Linked DNA regions of Mus musculus: region 2 is linked to region 1. Evidence: chromatin contacts called from ENCODE Hi-C or POLR2A ChIA-PET data. All regions are on one chromosome and are shown on one strand. The core of a region is the stretch at or near the end of the contact, and the rest is flanking DNA. Distances in the headings are between cores, read along the strand shown.

What was found. Hi-C counts contacts between places; a loop is a spot of excess contacts on that map. ChIA-PET counts read pairs that join two places held with the same protein, here RNA polymerase II (POLR2A).
Region 2: a loop to region 1 is called in a map of heart, with 3 times the contacts of the local background. The contact joins the enhancer-like site here to the promoter of Tiparp in region 1. A Hi-C loop is called at or near these places in 3 of 37 maps with a recorded cell type or tissue (heart and regulatory T cell). POLR2A ChIA-PET finds 5 or more read pairs at or near these places in 2 of 5 experiments (Patski and embryonic stem cell).

Annotation. Positions count from the first base shown.
Region 1 is chr3:65,525,463-65,532,063 of GRCm38, reverse strand. Tiparp (TCDD-inducible poly(ADP-ribose) polymerase) reads right to left here and starts at 3,617. Exons shown (of 6, transcript NM_178892.5): 1 at 3,432-3,617; 2 at 1-840. The coding sequence starts at 799. It overlaps 4931440P22Rik (RIKEN cDNA 4931440P22 gene), which reads left to right and starts at 2,650. Exons shown (of 2, transcript NR_027955.1): 1 at 2,650-2,827; 2 at 2,899-4,581. It also overlaps the pseudogene Gm22279.
Region 2 is chr3:65,971,064-65,977,664 of GRCm38, reverse strand. No RefSeq gene overlaps it. Among named protein-coding and RNA genes, the nearest start is that of Ccnl1, 16 kb to the right of the region's middle. Within about 2 kb of position 2,849, at least 1 of the 3 ENCODE cell types and tissues checked has a DNase peak (open chromatin) inside an H3K27ac peak, as active enhancers do; it is heart, where a contact is called at or near this core.

The DNA of each region.
Region 1 (6,601 bases), core at 2,368-4,867:
AGGGCAATACGGTGTGATGTTTCAAACAATCCCTGCCATAAATGCAAGTGCCTTGCAGAAAGTCCATACAAATTTCAATTCCATTCTCTTGGTGAGTATGGTACTGTAGCTGGTTTACAAGTTCAAACACAAGCTCAAGGGAAGCTTCCTCACTTTTGTCTTGGAAGAGCTCAGTACTCAACTTATCACTGGTATCCAAAATGTACTGGATTGTAAAACTATTGTCTTGGAAAGCTCCTGGTACATAATCCATAACTTTATCTACGCAGTCAGGACTTGTAGGAACATCACCTGAAACAGGATGCAAAAGGTCAGTTTGGAAGTGTCCTGTTGTAGAATCTGCCACTGTCCCACTGATGGTTTCTGGTGGAAAACTGTGGTCTTGGATTGGAACCCCCTGTTCTGGAGCATCTGTAGAAGGATGCGCTTCTGGTAATTGGCCCTCAACATTTGTCCCATCAGGAATCAGGACAGGCATACTGTTTTCTGCTGGTGGACACGATGGGTTGATTTCCAGGGGTTTTTTCACTATATGTTCATGTAAGCTGCTCTCATCTCTGTTTTGGTCTCTAGCTCTAAAAACTCCATCAAGTGAGCCAGATTCTAGCAAAGTATTTAATATTGGCCTCAAGGATCTCAGGGTTCCAGTTCCCAATCTTTTTTGTTCCTGTTTTTTCTTAAAACACGTTTTCAATGGAGAGATCTTCTCAGAAATTCTCATTTGGCATGAAAAGTCATCAGAAGGAGAAGGAGGCTGTACTACACAGTCTGGCTCAGGTTCAGTGGTTTCCACTTCCATGATGTGATTAACTCCCAACTGTGCCTCAGTATCTACAAATCCTACCAGGAAAGGAAGAAAGATGATCATTTAAAAACTGACAACTGAACCCATTCATTCATTAAAACATTTTGCGTTAGTCTATGGTTAACTATCTGCAATCACTGCTTGCATTATAGTTAGCTCTTACAGGTCAATTTTCTTTTTTTAAACTGAGAAATGAAGATTCAAAAGCTATGCAAAAATCTGCATAATAGTAGATAATAGTAGATGAGAATGTATTTTTCAATACTTATGTATTGACTTAATAATTGATAAACACACACACAGAGGAGGGGGAGACAGAGCAAGTGCTGTGTGATTCTACTGGGGTATGACTTTATTTTGTAAGATAGAAATAACTGTCTTTTTCTAGAAGATGAAGCAGGGAAACCACATCTCTTGCTTAGCTTTGTGGTTCCCTTTACAGTTGTTTATGATCTGTCCCATGAGTTTGCAAAAAACAAAATTCACTGGGAGGAAAGTTCATCAAAAGGATAAACTTAAAAGGTTAAAAAGTGAAAGAACTAGTGTGTGTGTGTATGTGTGTAAGGATAGACACAGAAGCTTTCAAGTGAATTGTGATACAAGAGAAAGCCAGAAGCCTGCTAATGTTTTTACATTCTGAAAGTTCTAGTATTTAATTATTGAATGTTAAAGATTTCTAAATTTTTAAAAAATTCCTGAAGGAATATCAGGATATGCCTAACTTCAACAACCACTGTACCGTGCCTTAGAAACTTAATACAGCACGATTATACAAAGGGTCCTTGTCTTTAGAAAAGTTACACTTATCCACTTTAAAAAAAAAAAACAAATGAAAGTATATTATAACCAAAAAAATACAAATATTAAAAAACACCAAATTTCAGAATCTGAATTTTTTTTCCTTTCAAGAACCAGATCCTTTAAAATGACTGAGATTTCCAGGTATTTACTGAGATTGTTCCAGATGAGAAGGGACAGTGATGAGCAATTAATGGTCTTTTTTCTTGTCCAATAGACTGAAAGAACTCCTTGATGTAAGAACCTATGATTTAATCAAGCATGCATTAGGAGTCCAGTATAGTACCTAGCACTGTTCACCACTGAGGATGTCTGTATTTTGTGGCTGAATTACTTTAGAAAAGGCACACATTAGATGCTTTGTTCTTGGTTGAAGGTCAAAACCCAAAATGGTAAGACTTCGTGCTTTAAAAAACGAATATAAAGATCTAGGAGGGATTTATAAGTCTATGTATACAAAAGTGCTGAATAATCAAAACTCAGAAAAACACAAGGCATGGAACAAAGTGCTAGTCTAAGTACAAAAGAGATTTATTTATTTTAAATAAATAAATATTTGAGTTCAGTATGAGCTGGCATTGTTAGAGAAAGCCTCACGAAGGAGGGATCTGACATGAGACATAAATAACTGGAAAGCAGCCAAGCCAGGCGTTATTATTCATCATTCGGTGCTCTTGCCTCAAGGCTCAGTTGGCACAGATTGTGGTATTCCCTCTCCGTATCTAACCCGCCTGTGCCTTCCCCTACGCACGCACACTATCCCCTCCTATCACACCAATCCAGGCAAAATACTAAAGCGATTTTATTTATACTTCTGCACACGCACATGCACGCACGCACGCACGCACACACACACTCGCACGCACACAACTTTTCCTCTTACTGCCCCTCCACCAAACTCGGAAACTCAACTAGGAAGCAGAGGAGTGGAGTGCGGAAGCCACCAGTTCCTCAATTAGTTTGCATAACAGAAAAATAAAAAGATTGGAAGGTCGTTTCCTCCGGTCGCCCGCAGCGGGCAACCCAATCGCGCCACCCTTCACCTCGTGACGCCCCGGTCGTCTGGCACCACGAGCTGGTCACACCTTCCATGGAAACCGCCGGCTCCAAACAGCCAAGGAGTGAGACGCCCGGGTCCGAGCGACGCCTCCTGCCGGCCGCGCTCCGCGCAGCCACGACCTCCCGCCGCGCCCGTTCCACCGGGCTCCGCACTTCGCCGAGAGGGTGAGCATCCCCGCCCTCACCTTGTCCTCAGGGACCCGGGCGCCCCCTCACTCCCGGCCCACCTTCCTCAGGACCCGACCTCCCCGCCTCCCCGAAGCCACTCAAGGCGAGTCCACAATGAATTCCCCCCCACCCCGGCCCTGCCTCCTTCCCGAGGACCGGCTGGCGAGTCCCGGAGCTTGCAGGGCCGAGCCGCAGCGGACACTCCGGGTGGCGGGGAAAAGGAAGGGGAACCGGTGCGGCACTCAAAGTTAACTCGAACACAGCCTGCAAACTTCTGGGCTGCAGCCCGGAACGCGCGCCGGCCGGAACGCTCCCGCAGCGCCGAGCCCTCCCGCAGGGGCTGCCCCGGCTGCAACCCCCCGAGAGGAGTCGCGGGCGGCCCCGCAAGCCCTGCGGCGCCAGTCCATCTATCCACCTGCCCAGCTCCCGGCGCTGAACCCGATCCCACCCCGCCACCGACGGACGCGAGCGCATTCAGCTCTCCCGGGCAGTCTAGGGATCCGCCGCTGTCCCGACGGGGACTCGGGGCGGCGAGGCTGGCGCCCGCCATCCCGCTGGGGGTCCCTCCGCCGCTCGCTGCCCACCCCCCAGCCCCTTTTACCTCAGGCAAGCCGCCCTTCGAACGCAGCCCAGGCGCGGCGTGGAGGGCCGCCTCTGCGCCAGCGGTCCGAGCCGAGGACGAGGGCCGGTGTCTAGGGGTCGTGGGCGGCCGACGCGGCGAGCGGCGCGCGGGCCATTCCGCGGACCTGAGCGCTGAAAGCCGCAACTGCTCTCGAGGCTCCAGCTCGCTCGCCTGTCAGCTCCAGCTCTGCTTTAAGTGGCTTCCGGTCTCCTCCCCCGGGCCGGCTCGTCTTCGGGGAGGGAGGAGCTTCGGGGCCGAGAGGGGGTGGGGTGGGGTGAGGGGGCCGGGCGATCAGTGAGTGCCGGGAAGCTGGGGCCCCGCCTCCCGTGCGCGTGCTCCGGACGGAGGGGCGCGCGGCGGCTCGGCGCTCCGGGGAGGAGGAGGAGGAGGGAGGGGAGTGTCCGCTCGCGAGCGGCCGAGGGTCCCCGAGGCTCTGACGGTTCGCGAGGCCGGGGAGGCTACCTCCCACCCCCCGTGAGCCTGCGAGGAGAGGAGGCGCGCGCCGCGTGGGGCGGACTCCACCTGCCTGCGGACAGATGCAGGGTCACCGTGTTCCGCGGACACCCGGGCACGCGATGTGAGAGAGGCTGTGAGACGGAACGGCCGGTTTCGGTGCGGTTGCCTTTGTTTATCTGCCTCCTTTCAAGACGCCTCCAGATCCCGAGGGGGAAGCGAGTGGCCGCCTCCGCCGCTGCCTCCAGACGGGGTCGCCGGCCCCGCGCCGTACGGGCGGGAAGGCTGAGCCCGCCCCGCCGCCTGTTCCCGGACAGCCTCCGCTAGGGGAAGCCAATGTTAGGGTTTTGACAATAGAGATGCCTATGCGCGTGTTTTGCAGCCCACGGATCACGTAGTGACTAATTCATTTAACAAGTCAGAGCGCCTCTTCCGCGCCGAGCGTGTACTAGGTTTAGAACTACGACCTTCATCACCCAGACCCCACGCCCTGCACTCATAGAGACTTAGGGAACCGAGAGTTAACCTCAAAAATATACATGAAACTGGCATCTGGATTGTAACTTCATGTATTCAATAGCTTTTTGTTGTTGTTGTTTTTTTAGTTGGAAATAAACATTAAATTTGTATAATCCGAATTTAAGAAAAAAAATTAAAAGATCGTACTTATTCAAAAAAAAAAAAAAGGGGATCCTGGAAAAACAGGCTAAGCAGAGGCTGTGGTTCCCAAGTTTTATGGCACTGCTAACCCAGATTAATGATCACCCAGCAGTGTTGTTTCAAATTGCATCAAGTAAAGGCCCTCAGACTAAAGTGGAAAGGTTGGGACAGAATTCAAAGACTAGTATATAAGCAAAATTAAACTATTTTTAAAAAACTATAATAAGATTGCAGTATTTCCAACGTTTTAAAACTGTCCCAACTTTACCTACTAACTTAATGATTACCAAAAATATTTGCAAAAACAATGTTTTAAGTAAATTTATGGTTTTATGTTGGGTTGCATCCAAACTTAATCCTGGGACACACACATGCAGCCCTCATGTCTCCGGTTGAACATACTATATTTGGGGTTAAATCTATCATTTTACTACGTATTTTTTTCTCTCATCTATTTTGTTTGTTCAATTTGCTTTCGTGCTACTTTTAAAATTCCATTCTCTTCCAACAATTTTTTTATACATTCTTTATACTTTCAGTACTGTTTCAGTTACTGCTATGTACAAATCACCCCCAAATATAGCTATTTAAAACCATAACTGATTTGTTCATGATCCCGGGCTCTTTGCTCAGGAATTCCACCAGGACAGAGTGCCAGTAGCTCATCTGTACAGCTTGAAGGCTGGGCCTGCCTAGTCTAACTGAAATCTCTTAGGACACAAGGTCGAAGCTAGTGTCTCAGCACAAATGAGCTGACAATGATGTAGAAAATGCAAAGATGGAATCTAAGAATGCTGGAGAAGCCAGGTGGTGGTGGTGCACGCCTTTAATCCCAGCCCTTGGGAGGCAGAGGCAGGAGGATTTCTGAGTTCCAGGCCAGCCTGGTCTACAGAGTGAGTCCCAGGACAGCCAGGGCTACACAGAGAAACCCTGTCTTGGAAAAAAAAGAAGGCTTGTTGGTCTGTTTTCTTGTGTGTGGCTTCTCTACCTGGCTGATATGGGCTTCCTCATAAAATGATAATCTGGATTACAAAATGGGGGCATTCCAAAAAAACAAGGCTCAATAAGCAAGCAGTATAATTGATTACTAATATGTCACTGACCCAAGCAAGTCACATGACCAAGTTGAGCATCTAAGTGAGAAGGGTTTTTTGTTTTTTTTTTTTTTTTTTTTTTTTAGTTTTTCGAGACAGGGTTTCTCTTTATAGCCCTGGCTGTCCTGGAACTCACTCTGTAGACAAGGCTGGCCTCGAACTCAGAAATCCACCTGCCTCTGCCTCCCGAGTGCTGAGATTAAAGGCGTGTGCCACCACGCCCAGCTGGGGGAAGGTATTTTATATAAAAGGCTATAGATCACTTAAGGGTAACTTATCCTAATTCAATTAAGAGCTGATAATTAAATGTAATTCCAGAGCTAGTTTAAATATTGGTTTCTAGAACCCTGAAACTCATACTCTTAAAAAAAAAAAGTTGGAGGTGGGAGGGTTGGAGAGATGGCTCAGTCAGTACTTAAGAGCACTGGATGCTGTGTCCGAGAGGACCTATGTGCAGTTCTCAACAGCCACATGGCAGCTAACAACGATTTCCAGGGAATCTGATGCCCTCTTCTGACCTCCATGGGTATTAGGCACAAACATAAGTACCGACATGTAGGAAATACCATACATATAAAATTAAGGACTTTTAAATTTGGAATATGAAAGTTTAAAATTATAGAATGCTCTGTGAATTGTTATGTCATTCTTGCACAGGGTCCATGCTAATCTTTTCTTAGTATACATGCTGCTGATGTGAGCACAGACTCACACACTTGATCAGAAGGACCAGTAACATCATGAGGGCCCTTAGAGCCTGCAGGCTGAGCCCCTATCATAACTGACAGGCATTCTGGGCTATCCTAGAAAGGGTAAGATTGTATTCCTTGAATGAGAAGAAGGGTGAATTGGGCTGTAAAGTTCCTATTGTACTTTTCTCCTTTATTAGAAATATTTGGATGATCCGTCTCCTCTTTCTCCTCCTTTTTCTTCTTCTTCCTC
Region 2 (6,601 bases), core at 1,600-4,099, 450 kb before region 1:
TAACACTTAATAAGGTTCTTGTCCCCTTCCCCTCCACTGTCTTAAAGTACAGCATAGAGTACAGAGAGCAAAGTCCTATAGGCACACAAAACTCTCCCCCAACTAAGCAAACTTTCTTTTTCTCCCATTCTGGGATGCGGGTTCAAATGTTGTGATTTACTCCTGAAAGAATGAAGTTTAAGAGTCTCTACCATAGAAGGCAGAATTTTTTTTTAACAGAGCTTCTATGATGATACAGACATAGGCACGCCAAAATACACAGATCCAGGAACCATTTATCTTAGGAAAAAAAAAAGGTTTAGGACCCCCACTCCTCCCCACCCCCTTTATTTATTTATTTTTTCTGTTTTCATTATCCAGCTACCAACTATCATTAAAAATCAACATTTTTGATTTATGAGTTAGGACGTCAAGCCAACACTATTATATTTTAGTTAACGACTACCTGTTTTACATTAGACATTAGCTTCTCTTTTTTAAATTACATATTATTTTGTAGGATGGGAGCACACTCATGTGGAGGTCAGAGGACAACTTGTGGGAGTCCGTTTTCCCCTTCCACCATATGGGGTCCAGGATCAAACTCAGGTTGTCACACAAGTGCTGTTAATTACTTCTGAGGTAGCTCGAGTTGCAACTTGATTTAAATCCCTGGAGGAAACACATCACAAACGTGTGTTTCCCACAATAACTGTTTTTAATTTGGAATTCCGTTTTCTAACATTTCAAACCACTGTTCATCCCGCTGGACTTTCTCCTGTTCTAGATTCTAAGTAATTTACACTTAGAATCCCCACTTCCCATTCCAAGCTGGCCCACCTCTCCCTCTCCATCCACCCAGGCACTCTCCTTTCACCGAACATCCACAGTAGAAAGTGGGAAGCATCTCTGTCAAAGGCTTCACCCATGTTAAGGGAGGCCTTAACTGAGCTAAAGCCCCAGCCTCCATATGCATGTGAACTTTTTGTCCCTGCTCAAAACAACAACAGCAACAACAACAACAACAAAAAAAAAACCCTCCTCAAAAAACAGTGGCCTGTGGGAGCTCAGAGAGCCCTGAGGAAGAGGAGGAAGGATTGTAGGCCCCAGAGGGGTCAAGGACACCATGAGAACACAGCCCACAGATCAACTAAACAGGGCTTGTTGAGGCTCAGAGACTGGAGCGACAATCAGGAAGCCTGTATGGGTCTGAGTTAGGTCCTCTGTATAAATGTTATGATTGTTAACAGCGGGAGTGGGACTGTCCCTGACTCTTGTCGGCCCTTAGGACCCTTCTCCTAGTGGAATTCCTCCTCTAGCTGTGATCTGAGGGTCTGTGCCCAGTCTTATTGCAACTTGTGTGTAACTTGTTATGCCAAGTTCTGTTGATATCCCTGGGAGGCCTGCTTTTTTTCTCAAGGGAAACAGAAGCAATGGATCTAGGGGAGAGGGGAGACTGGGAGAAGCGGAGAGAGGGGAAACTGTTCTGTACAGTATAAGAGAATAATTTTTAAATGGCCTGTACTAGGCCAGAATACAACCAACTGAATATAAAAATGGAATCAGTTACATCAATTCCACATCTCCAAATCTAAACTGATCTTCCCAAGAGTCTGGAGCAAGTTCCTGACTGGTCGGTCTCAACAGGAACCAGTCAGTTCTCTCTATTCTAACACTAAAGGCGACCTGAAGTAAAATAATGTTAACCAATTAGGTTTGGGGGTTTTGTCTGCTTGTTTTTGTCAACTGTCAGAATTCCACTCCTGCCTTACAAGAACAGTCACTGTGAAATGTCTAATCGGTTTGCTCTTTCACGGGTCATCAGCACTCCATTCTTCATAAAACTAACTTATTCTGCCTCCGTCTATCAGAACACCCATTTTATAGATGAAATGTTGCCCAATTCTAGACTTATACACAAAACAACTATATGAAAATTCTTTGTCTTTTGACACCCTTATGAACATGTTTTCTTTAACCCTGCAATTTAGGTTTGTGGGGATTTAAAGGGCAGGATAAAAAGGACAGCTCAATCATCAGGAAAGCAGCCAAAGATCTGATAGTGTTGAAAACAAAACAAAGGAAGTGGCAATAGGGAGGGGAGTCGAGACAAAAGGGAATTTAGGAAGTGAACTAATAACAGTAGTAAAGAGAAAAAAGACAAAAGCAGGCAGAGCCTGGGTGGGGGTGGGGCACACTCAGACACCGCTTATTTAAAGGCGCCTTATTCAAGTTGGCCTGAAGGCGGTGGCTTTTGTTCACTTAAATTAGCCTTCTGGCCTTTTTAAGACAATTAACTATTCTCTAAAACTCAGCTGCTTTTCATGTCCAGCCTTTCAAGACGCAATACTTGGATAGGACAATCCAAAAGAAAATTAAAAATTACATTAATCTTTTCAAGCTAGGCTAAGGTGTCTTATCCCAGCCTTCTTACAGAAAGCCTCCACGCTCTCTCCAGTTTAGAGGGAAGGCATAAATACAGCTCAACGTTTCCAAATACATCTAATTGACCTATTTTCTTGTTGTTTCCTTTCAACGGAAGCCCCCAGCTTGGGAGGGGATTAATAATAGTTTCACACAAGAAATGGGTACATTTAAAGTTTGAAGAAACTCTAAAAACTGTTCAATTTAAGTGCTTGGAGGCCAAGGCACAGGAGAAGCAACTGGTCACTCAGCCCACCCCCGAGGCCCACGGCCAGACTGGATAAGGACTCGGCTATTGGCGTCACAGGAGGCTGGCGCTGCGGGGACCAGAAGAGGAGCAGCGTCAGCGCTCGCAGGGACAGAAGCCAGAGAGCGAGTTAGACACGCCCACAGGATGGGAGGAGGGCGCCGCGCGAGCGGGTGGGCGGGGCTAGATGACGGCTTCCGGTTTGTGCACTTCCGCTCCACCCGGTTCTCTCCCCCGCCCAGCGCGGCTCCCTGCTGGCTTTCCCAGAAACTGATCAGTGGACACTCCTCGGGGCTGGATGAGTCCCAACCCGAAACTTGTTAGTCCCAGCGTATGCTCTCTGGCGGAAAAGCCGCGGCTTTTCCTAGCTGGGGCAGGGGACACTAACGTCGCTTGTCTGCCGCTCTGCGGTACCACGTGGTCAGCGAGTTGGGTGGAGGTGGGGGGGAAGGAGTTGCCCTGCCTCCCCCAGTTCCCTGGGGCACAGTGCGGCTGTCCAGTCCTGATCTCTCCAGTGCCCTATTGAGTTGTGGTGACGAAGGTCTTACCAGGCTCCCGTAAACCTTGTTAATATCTTCGTAATGACCTGTTTACAAAATTCACTTGCCCCAGAACATTTACCAGCTTTCCTATCAAGAAGATAAAGAACATGTGATGTCATGGCCTTGGCATTTTGAATGTTCCCAAACGCTTTACTGGAGAGCAGAAACAGCTTTCTCTCCCACAGTCCACGTTGGGACTGAGTGTCCGCAAATCCCACACAACACACTAGAAAATAGCATGCTTTACCAATACTATAGGCTGACGTCTAGGTGTCGAGGTTTTAAGTTTAAAGCCGAGCCACGCTGACTACCTATAGTAAAATTGGCATTATAAACGAGTCACTACAGTACCTACAATTATATTTATTTATTTTTTTTTCTCTTTTCAAGACAGGGTGTTTCTATTTCTGGATGCTCTGGGGCTCTGTAGACCAGGGTGGCTGAAACTCAGAGATCTAGCATGCCTCTGTCTCCCAAGTGCTGGGATTTAAAGGCTTGAGCCATCACCACTCGACTGAAATCTTAAAATTTAGGTGTAAACTGTCCTTTTATCTAAATACAAAATAGTAATCCAGCCAGCACTCCACTGATCTCCGGGAACACTGTAACTAGAAACTTGGTTGCTTCTGAGAATCCAAAGATACACATGAAAACAGTGTGAACTACCAAAAGCAATTTTGTTCGTATTCCAATGTACTCATTTCTAAAGTAGCTGAAAAACTTAGGAATGTAAACACCTCTAAATTGTTTATTGACTGGTAGAAAAAAAAATCTTGTTTGTGATGGTTTGGAGGAGCAGTAGATGAGCAACATCTGTTTCTGAAGTATGTATGCCACTAGACAGAAACAAAATAGCCATCACCAATGCAGGACTTTTCTCTCCAGTGAGGTCAATGTTACAGTGTTTACAACTAAGTCCAACTAAAATTTCTTGCAAAGTACCCTCTGATGTGTTTTCAGGAAGTCTTTTCCTTTAGTTACAAAATGAGTATTGTTCAGTATGATGTCACAGTCCTTCCTAAGCTGCAATGTTAGCCTAGTTGCTGTCACAAAAAAGATTTTGGGGGGGGGGGGGGTGAGAATCAGGAAAAATATTTTAGAAACAGCCCATGTTACTACCCAAGTCAGTGACTGCCGTGTCAAAAGTAAATCTCTTATTTTGCAAAGTTAAAACTGAACAACCAAAATTTTTTTAATTAACCCTATTAACAGAATCTTTTAAAAATTTCTACATTCTCATTCCATACGCTCAACCAACGGAGGAAAGATGAAAGGAGTCAGCTTGTCAAATCTGTAATAAATAATTTACATGTAACATGGACTAATTAAGGAAGAGTAAAGAAGCCAGCTCCACTCCTTTCTTTGATGGACAGATCTCTAGATCAACACATACAGCAATTAAGCATATCTCTTAACTAGATCAGTTGTTTAGAGGCTTTGGGAATTTTTAGAAAAGATGGTCCTTGTAGGCTTCAAGGTAAGTGCAGGCCTTTGTAGAGGCTAGGTTATATTCTTAAAGCACTAGGTTGTGCTTTGAACCCAGGCTGGAGAGAATATTGATCTCACTCAGTGGTTCCTCAACCTTCCTAATGCTACAACCCTTTATTACATTCTTCATGTTGTGGTGACCCCCCCAACTATAAAATTATTTTCATTGCTACATTATACTGTAAATGTGCTGCTGTCATAAATTATAATGTAAATATCTCTATTTTCTGATGGTTTTAGGCAACTCTGAAGGGGTCTCAACCCACAGGTTGAGAACCATTGCGCTAAATCCTCTCATGAAGAATAAATTATACAGTCCACAGAGAAACTGGAAATGAGCCTTGGTCTGACCTTAGGTGGAACTATGTCTATTCATGGTAAAGGGACACTTTTGTCATCGACATATGCCGGTGGCCAAAATTCCTTCCAGGGGTAGAAATGGCTTCCCTAATCCACAAGGGAAGCCAGGAAGTCTTCTCTTTCAGTGGGGAAACTATCAGATTCCACATTGTGTGGGGAGAACAAAGTCCCACATGCTGTCCTCCCACCTCCACTCTCATGCCATGCCCTGCCCCCCCCCCACACACACACACACACACGCAGAGCTCTATGTAAGGTCAAAAAAATCATGCCATAAATAGTTAAAATTTTGACAATGTAAAGGTACCAGCCTAGTGAGATGACTCAGCGGTTTAAACTGCTCGCTATGCAAACGTGAAGACTGGAGTTGAGCCAGGCAGTGGTGGCCCACAGCTTTAATCCCAACATTTGGGAGGCAGAAGCAGGCAGATCTCTGAGTTCAAGGCAGGCTTGGTGGAGAGTTCCAGAACAGCCAAATTAACTCAATATCTTGCCGCCTGATGGAAACCATGTGTGCAGGCACAGCATCTTTGGAGTAGTCCTGGAAAAAATGTTTAACGTAAATCTAGTAATAGGGAAACAATCAACCAAATCCAAATGGATTTTTCCATGTACTCATGAAAGCAAAATAACACAGTAAACTAGGGGACTCCTTCTTGGGGCTCAGAAATTGCCACAAAAACCATAAGAACACCAATCTCAGTTAATCAAGAATAGTTTATTGAACCTACATCCCAGTACTGAGCAGATCAGGAACACAAAAAGGGATCAGGAACCTAATTGTGGTACCAGTCTGTTCTCAGGCTTATAAAGGAAAATATTGCAAAACCACAGTAAGTTCATACACAGGTGCAGGAAGTTGCCCAGTCAGCGGTCAGTTCTGACTCAAGCCGTTTTAGACAGAACTGTTCATATTGACCTTTGATTTGATGGGTCCTAAGTGAAGCTTTGTGGACTTTCTTAAGATTAACAAAAGTCATATAGAACATACTAAATATAACAGGCGATATGGTCAGCAAAACCTAGCTCTGAGTCAAGTGATTCTTCTGCATCAGTGACTGGTAGCCATGTTACAGCAACAATATGTAATAGCTGACAGACACGGAACAAAATGGCTACAGCTATTCTAGGGGCCGGCAGATGTTAACAGTCCTCTAACGTGAAACGATGCATAGAGAAGTGTGTTTAAACAACTACATCATTGAAGAGTTCATGTTATTTCTGGTTTTATGTTTAAATGCTCAAACTTATAATGTTCATTAGATTTCCAGAGTTATTGTTTTCAGTAAGAAAATGAAGACATTAAAAAACAAAAACAGAAAAGCTGCGTGTGGTGGCATGCGCCTTTAATCCCAGCACTCAGGAGGCAGAGGCAGGCAGATTTCTGAGTTCGAGGCCAGCCTGGTCTACAAAGTGAGTTCCAGGACAGCCAGGGCTACACAGAGAAACCCTGTCTCAAAAAACCAAAAAAAAAACTTCAGGGCTGGAGAGATGACTCAGTGGTTAAGAGTACTGACTGCTCTTCCAGAGGTCATGAGTTCAAATCCCAGCAACCACATGA